Linked DNA regions of Homo sapiens: region 1 is linked to region 2. Evidence: chromatin contacts called from ENCODE Hi-C or POLR2A ChIA-PET data. All regions are on one chromosome and are shown on one strand. The core of a region is the stretch at or near the end of the contact, and the rest is flanking DNA. Distances in the headings are between cores, read along the strand shown. Region 1 holds the start of SRRT (serrate, RNA effector molecule). Region 2 holds the start of ZNF655 (zinc finger protein 655).

What was found. A loop is a pair of places that touch in the nucleus more often than their neighbours do. ChIA-PET counts read pairs that join two places held with the same protein, here RNA polymerase II (POLR2A). Pooled maps may share reads with other maps.
Region 1: a map of gastrocnemius medialis shows a loop between it and region 2 (6-fold over the local background). The contact joins the promoter of SRRT here to the promoter of ZNF655 in region 2. A Hi-C loop is called at or near these places in 1 of 168 maps with a recorded cell type or tissue (gastrocnemius medialis), 1 of 37 single-sample maps with no recorded cell type and 9 of 50 pooled maps. POLR2A ChIA-PET finds 5 or more read pairs at or near these places in 1 of 52 experiments (GM12878).

What each region holds. Positions count from the first base shown.
Region 1 is chr7:100,872,596-100,876,559 of GRCh38, reverse strand. It overlaps SRRT (serrate, RNA effector molecule), which reads right to left and starts at 1,457. Exons shown (of 20, transcript NM_015908.6): 1 at 1,232-1,457; 2 at 848-987. The coding sequence starts at 969. It overlaps TRIP6 (thyroid hormone receptor interactor 6), which reads right to left. Exons shown (of 9, transcript NM_003302.3): 8 at 3,816-3,936; 9 at 3,106-3,388. The coding sequence ends at 3,257. RefSeq lists a silencer at 976-1,205 and enhancers at 1,346-1,405, 1,616-1,665, 1,242-1,907, 1,908-2,572.
Region 2 is chr7:99,556,155-99,560,040 of GRCh38, reverse strand. ZNF655 (zinc finger protein 655) reads right to left here and starts at 1,399. Exons shown (of 3, transcript NM_138494.3): 1 at 1,254-1,399. It also overlaps a transcript of FAM200A not described here. RefSeq lists enhancers at 1,325-1,594, 1,625-1,754.

The DNA.
Region 1 (3,964 bases), core at 208-2,707, 1.3 Mb before region 2:
CTCCAGTCAGATCAACTCTATATTATTATTTTTCTGAAGCAATCCTCCTAAAATATAATTTACAACCTGGGCAACAGAGCAAGACGCTGTCTCTACAAAAAATAATTTTAGACCAAGCACTGGCTCATGCCTGTAATCCCAGCACTTTGGGAGGTCGAGCTGGGTGGATTACCTAAAGTCGAGAGTTCCAAACCAGCCTAGCCAACATGGTGAAACCCCGTCTCTACTAAAAATACAAAAATTAGACGGGCGTGGTGGCAGGTGCCTGTAATCCCAGCTACTCGGGAGGCTGAGGCAGGAGAATTACTTGAACCCCAGAGGCGAAGGTTGCAGTGAGCCAAGATTGCGCCATTGCACTCCAGCCTGGGCGACAGGGCAAGACTCTGTCTCGAAATAACAATAATAATTTTTAAAAGTTAGGCGGGCGTGATGGCCTCCCCCTGGAGTCCCAGCTTCTCAAGAGGCTGAGGCGGGAGGCTCGGTTGAGCCCGGGAGGTGGAGGCTGCTACGACTGCATCAATGCACTCCAGCCAGGGCAGCAGAACAAGACCCCATCTCAATAACAAAACAAAAAAAAGCAAAAAAGCACGCTTTTCGTGCATGTATAAACAGTGCTTCTTCATACTCAAACTCTTAGCTCTATAGCTCTGATCTGCAGAGAATTTCAAAAACCAAGCCACAGCTAGTTATTTGGCCAACAGCAAATAGGCTGAACCACAGAAAACGGTCCAATGAGCCATTTCATAGGATTCGCCCTCATAAAAATTACAAGGGGGAGAAAGAAAAGCGACGCGGGTGGAGTGAAACGGCATGAAACGGGGACAAGATGAAGTTAAAAACGGCTCACCTGTCATTCCAATCGTCCCCTCGACGTCTTTCATCTCTCTCGCGGGAACGGTCGTAGTCGCTGCGCTCTCTTCTGAACTTGTCCCTGCGCCTTCGATCGTACTCGTCATCACTGTCACCCATGGCACGGTCTGAGGGGGCCTGGGGACCGGGGAGAGGCGGTAGGAGTGGTGCAAAAGGACGAGCGGAGGAAGGGACCGTCCCTCGCGGGCAGCTCGCCCGCTTCCCTCCCGCCAAGGCCAGCCCTCCGCGGCCCCCACCATCCTAGGCCTGAGAACGCGGCTCCAACACCTCCACTCGCCCCGAGTTTCTCCGCGCCCGCCCCCGTGGACCCCGGTTCCTCTCCCGCCCCAGCGGGGCCCCCCAGGCTCCTCCCCTCCCCCACCTTGGTGCGGCCGCGGCCGTTGGACTCGCGCTCGGACGGGCTAGATTTCAGGGCGACCTGGGTCGCGGGCGCGCGACGAGGACTTCGAGGAGGGCGAGACGGAGACGGAGCTCTTGAGTAGAGGGCCGAAGAGAGGCGAACAAAAGTGGGACAACCGGGGATGGGCAGTAGCGCGCGCAGCCCGCGCTGCGCCTGCGTCACCCACGCCTCCGAGGCACAAAGCTCCACCCTCGCGGCCGGAACTGGAACTAACAAACCGAGCGCGAAGGGCGGGGAGAGCAGGGCGTGATGGGAAAGGGGCGGGGATCTCGCAAGTCTCGCGCGGCTTTTCGAGACGATAACGGCTCGAGCGTTAGGAACTACGGGACCTCGGCTGGGCCAAGCGCGGCCTCGGGAGGCGAACAAGCCCTCTGGGCGCGAAGGGAGAGCGGAAGTCGAGGATCGCGCGACCCCAGATGTGTCGGGGTCCTAAGACGGTTCTCATCCAGCCATGTTCCCCCCACGGGCCTCCTGACCTCACCGGGGGTGATTTCGTCCCCTCCTCGGGCAGGGCGTGGGCTTGGGAAGCGCGGGCGCTTAGGGGATGGAAGGTGGAAGCAACCATTTTAAAGCATCGTATCCCACCATTTTCTGCTCCAAATATCCAGCCAAAATTGGGTGCCACAGTGCGCACTAAATGCAAAGTCCGCCGTTCCTGCTTTTCCTCGACAAAGACGCCCCGTCTTTAAGTAAAATTGGCAGATCTCAGTCTTAACCCCGCTCAGTATTTGGATGAAATAGGCTGTAAGTTAACGCCCTAAACAGAGTATGGACCGCCCAGATTCAATGGATTACCACCCCCGGGAGTAACACCAAGGCCCCTCTCAGTGAATTGAGTGTGAGACTTAATAGGAAGACCAGCTGAGATGGCTCACGCCTGCAATCCCAGCGCTTTGGGAGGCCGACGTGGGAGAATCACTTGAGCCCAGGAGTTGGAGACCTGCCTGGGCAACATAGCAAGGCCCCTTTACAGAATATTTAGGGCCAGGCACATTGGCTCACACCTGTGATCCCAGCACTTGGGAAGGTCGAGGAGGGAGGACTTAAGCCCAAGAGTTCAGGACTAGCCTGGGCAACATAGCAAGATCCCATCTACACACAAAAAAATAATAACTGGGCTTGGTGGGATGCCCCTGTGGTCCTAGCTACTGGGGAGGCTAAGCCAGGAGGACTGTTTGAGCCCAGGAGTTCAGGGCTGCAGTGAGCCTTGATTGCACCACTGCACTCTAGCCTGGGGAACAGAGTGAGGCCCTGTCTCAAAATAGATACATAGAGGAAATCTTGCCTCCTCCCTGAGGCGTGCTTGCTCCCAGCACTGAGAGGAGGGTAGTGACGGATTACAAGAGTTGTCAAAAAAAACTGGACCTGAGTCAAAAAGACCCAGGTTCCACCATTTAAGAACCATGCAATCTGGGGGAGTCACCTCTCAGCTCTGACATCCTCACATGTAAAAATGCAGACAGTGGCCAAGGGCGGTGGCTCACGCCTGTAATCCCAGCACTTTGGTTGGGTGAAGCGGGCAGATCACTTGAGGTCAGGAGTTCAAGACCACCCTGACCAAGGTGGTGAAACCCCGTCTCTACTAAAAATACAAAATTAGCCAGACGTGGTGGCGGGCGCCTGTAATCCCAGCTACTCAAGAGGCTGAGGCAAGAGAATCACTTGAACCTGGGAGGCAGAGGTTGCAGTGAGCCGAGATGGCACCACTGCATTCCAGCCTGGGTGACAGAGCCAGACTCCGTCTCAAAAAAAAAAGAAAAAAAATGCAGGCAGTAACAATGACTGGGCCTGTAATGGGCTACTGGGAGAATCAGATGAGACAACAGACTTGGAAGTGTTTTGTAAACTCGAGGGATTATTATTTCTTGATTGGAGAAAGAGAAGACAGCATTTGGTGACAAAGTCATACAGGTGGATGTCAGGGAGAGTGATCAATCAAAGGATGGGAACTGGAACTGAGAACCCAGCAGGTACTTCTAGGAAGACTCAGCAGTCAGTGGTGACGGTGGCTGAGAGCTCCTGGATGCGCCAGGCGCTGCAGGCCTTGCACAAGATGTGCCCATCCAGCGGGTAGCAGCCCTGACACTCGCCCTCAGAGGAGAGCAGCAGCCCACACTCCTGTTGAAAAAGAAGCAACAATTGGCCGGGCGCGATGGCTCACGCCTGTAATCCCAGCACTTTGAGAAGCCGAGGCAGGAGGATCACAAGGTCAGGAGTTCAAGACCAGCCTGGCCAATATGGTGAAACCCTGTCTCTACTAAAAATACAAAAATTAGCCAGGCATGGTGGCCAGCACCTGTAATCCCAGCTACTCAGGAGGCTGAGGCAGGAGAATCACTTGAACCCGGGAGGTGGAGGTTGCAGTGAGCCAAGATTGTGCCACTGCACTCCAGCCTGGGCAACAGAGCAAGACTCCGTCTCAAAAAAAAAAAAAAAAGAAAGAAGCAACAGGTTTCCATCAACCCCAGACCTCTGTGTTCCCCCTCATGCTCTACCCAGCACCCTAGACACTGCCAGCCCCTTGCACGTGCTGGGGGCCCCTGACCTCGCACTTGTAACAGCCAATGTGAAAACTTCGATCCAGAGCAACAATTCTCACAGTCTCCTCCTGACCTGGCTCAGGCATTATGGCCCCACCGCACACTGAGCATCTTGGGGCAAACTTCCTGCAGGGGAAGAGAACCAAGAAGGCCA
Region 2 (3,886 bases), core at 150-2,649:
AGAACCAAATCATAGAAGAGTCTCTAATTTGGAATTTGTGGCATTAAAAAAATTAACACGGTACAATTTAATAGTGTAAAGCTTTCTGTGGAAACTTTAAAATATTTAAAATTGGCCACGTGCGGTGGCTCAAGCCTGTAATCCCAACAGTTTGGGAGGCACAGACGGGTGGATCCCTTAAGCTCAGGAGTTCCAGACCGTCCTGGACAACATGGTGAAACCCCGTCCCTACAAAAAAAAAAAAAAAAAAAAAAATTAGGTGGCCCAGGCCTGTAGTTCCAGCTACTCCAAAGGCCAAGGCAGGAGAATCGCTTGAGCTTGGGAGGTAGAGGCTGCAGTGAGCTATGACTGCGCCACTGCATTCCAGCCTGTATGACAGCGTGACAGCCCACCTCAAATAAACAAAACAAAATATTTAAAATTTACAATCGTCTTTGGAGGCTCAAGTTGGTGCCCAGAGAAAAATGCTAGTTATGATTGCTCATTTTATTTTAATTTTGTTTTAGCAGAGATGGGAGTCTCGCTATGTTGCCCAGGCTGGACTCGAACGCCTGGCCTCAAGCGATCCTCCCACTTCGGCCTCCCAAAGTGCGGGGATTACGGCGTGAACCACCGTGACAGGCCCGCGTTTACGTAAATAAACTCATTTAAATAAATAAAACAGCAGGCCCCCTAGGAAATGTCTTGGTAACACCGTCAGCCCACTCCGATTTACTACACGGGCTTGGCGAATAAAACTCCACTTTTGGGGTCAGGCCCTTCGCTAACTCAGACCAGCTAGACCGGCCTTTTCCCGGAATCCTGAGAGCAACGCAGGTAAGAGCTGCGGTTCGAACAGGTTTGAGCGGCGTCCTTCAGGCCCAAGGACGCATGAGGGTGCCGTCCCCCTCCCACCACCCTCGCCCTGGGCCCCTGCCCGGCTCCCAGCTCGGTCCTCAGAAGGCCTTGCCCGGCGCTGCCCTCCTCCCACTTCCCTTTTAGGCCAAGGCAAAGTCCCAAAAGGACCAGTGAGGACATACAGACCAGCTCGCACCAGGGCACGGTCGCCGGCTCCTGACGGCGGGGCCCTCGGTCCGCGAGGTGAATGAACCAGGGCTGAAGAGAAACAGGCCCTCCTCGCACCCGGGCCTCCGCGCACTCTCGGGGAAGCGAACTACCGTCGGCCGCGGCCGGACGCCGCCTCCTTCTACTCCCGTGAAGGCAAAACAAGCTGCCACCCCGCTGCGACCCCAAAACGGCTTCCGGGTACTCACCGAGGGGAGGGGCGGGCCTGGCCGCTGTCCTGTCACCTACACACTCGCGCTCGGGGCCACCACAGCCTCTCCCGGGCCGCTGTAGACAGCCCCGAGGCCGGCGCTTCTCGGTGGCACTTCCGGCGACGGAGTGCAGGGTCCCGAATGAGGGCCCCCCCTCCTCCGCCCAGGCATGAGGGTCCCGGATGTGGGTGAGAGCCCCGGATGAGGGTCCCGGATGTGAGTGAGGGCCCCGGATGTGAGTGACGGCCCCGGATGAGGAACTCGGAGGAGGAGCTGGGCCCGCGCGTCCATGATTCGAAGGCTCGTTTTCGCAGCTTTTCCACGTCTTTTTCCGGTCCCACTGCCCTCCATGCTAACTCACTGGGCGTCTCTAGCCGTTATACCAACAATGACTGCGACCAGTGTTGGGAAAGCGCCCCCTGGGCCCCTCCCTGACGCCAGCCCATCCTTGAGACTCCCTGCAAGGAGGCGGCCCGACCCAGTGGGTGCGTGTCGTGGGGTGAGGAGGAATGGCCGACCTAATGGTCCCGCTTCCGTGAGTAGCACAGGGGTGCCTGCTCAGAGTGTAGTACAACGCTGACAAGTAGAAGGCGAGGATTGCGGGGCCTGGGTGAGATGGGACCCACTAAGTTGTGGGATCGAAATCTCAGTAGGTCCTTGGGGAAAGCGGGGACGGGAGGGGAGATGAGCAGATTGGAATAGAACCGAGAGAGACGGAGGAAACTGACAGTTGCGTCCCTGGTGGGAAGACTAAAATCTATGCAGAAACAGGGATAGGCAAAAGCATTGTGCACAAGCGGGACAGGCAGAGCGCCGGGACAGAAACCCTTAGGACATTCTGACACCTTGCTGAACCTGGATCCTTACAGAATATGTCTTGTAGGTGAAGCTAGATCTGCAAGGCATAGGCAAGCCTCTTAGAGAATCAGAAAAGTGATTTGGAAGGAACTTCAGCTGTTACTACTTTGTTTAAGCAAATCAAATGCTGTTCTTTAATGTTACTGGACGTTTCAAATTAAACACAAGAAAACCTGAAGTGTGGCATTTTATATATTTTTTCAAAATGTATCAGCTTCTTGGAGATTCTGATATTCCTTTCCTCTCTTTATCCCTAAGTATCATTTATCCAACCTAAATTCATACTAGGACACAATCTCTCTAGTCTGCAGTGCCCGTCACAGTGGAGTCAGGATCGGAGAAAGAAAATGCACTGCTTAGTCCATTTCATGCTGGACAGCTCCAATTAGAAACTTTTCCTTGTGTTGAACAGAAATACACCCCTGGTGATGTCTATCTATTGTTCCTGTTGACAGGTCCCCAGGACAATAGATGACACAGTACTTCTTCCTCTTCATAACGGCCATTTTAATATCCTAGGAGAGCTAAAGGTTTGGAGTTCTTCCTGAGTTGCCATTTCCCCACCTAGAACCCTTCACAGGTTGTACCTATTAGCAATGTGATGGGAAACCATTTCAGCAGCAAAGGTGAGTGAGCTATGGCAGTGAGGCACATCGCGTCCAAGTTTTAGCTGACTCAGGCAATTGGCTCCAGTGAGAGGACCACAAAAGGTACCCACTTAAAGAGGCCACTTCCCACCAGTACTCATCAAAACATAACAAAGTGTTAAGAAACAGCAGCTGCTATTTTGCTTTTGAGCAAAATTTTCTTTTAACAGTTTGCCAGATGACAGAGGTGGAAACAACTCAAAAAATTGTTACCTTTTTTCGTTTTTGTCTTTTTGTTGTTGTTGAGACAGAGTCTTGCTCTGTCGCCCAGGCTGGAGTGCAGTGGCGCGATCTCAGCTCACTGCAACCTCCAGCTCCCAGGTTCAAGCATTTTCCCTGCCTCAGCCTCCAGAGTAGATGGGATTACAGGTGGGCACCACCACACCTAGCTAATTTTTGTATTTTTAGTAGAGATGGGGTTTCACCATGTTGGCCAGGCTGGTCTCAAACTCCTGACCTCGGGTGATCCGCCCGTCTTGGCCTCCCAAAGTGCTGGGATTACAGGCGTGAGCCACTGCACCGAGCCTGTTTTGTTTTTTTTAGTGCAAATTAACAAACTGATTCTAAAGTTTATATAGAAATGCTAAGGATTTAGGATTGCCAAAACAATTTTGAAAAAGAATAAAATTGGAATACTTGTATTTTTTTAAGATTTTTTTCCTAAAGGTACAGTAATCAGGATGGTATGGTATCAGCATAGAGACAAATAGATCAACAGAGCAGAACAGAAAGTCCAGAAATATGAGGTTGAATTTCTTAAAGAAAAAAAAGTCCAGAAATAGATCTAGATACATACAATAGCTGATTTTTTATAAATTACTAAGGTAATTCTGCATCTAGCTAAGCTGAAAATTAGGCCGAGGATCTGTTTGTAACAGTGACAGTAATGTAAAGGAGACCAATTGTGCAGACTCGGCAGGTCCCCTGAGTCAAAGTCGTGGCTCATACAGGGAGAGGGTGGGATCCTGAGACCTGTTCTCTGTCACAGTGTAGTCCGCAGGAACTTTACCCAACCATCATGATGGTCCATATATTGATGACAAATGCTAGTAGTACCCAGTGAGCAGCAAGTGACAAGGGTCATAAATATCCTAGTAAGACTTCTTACTAAGGCAGTACAGAAAC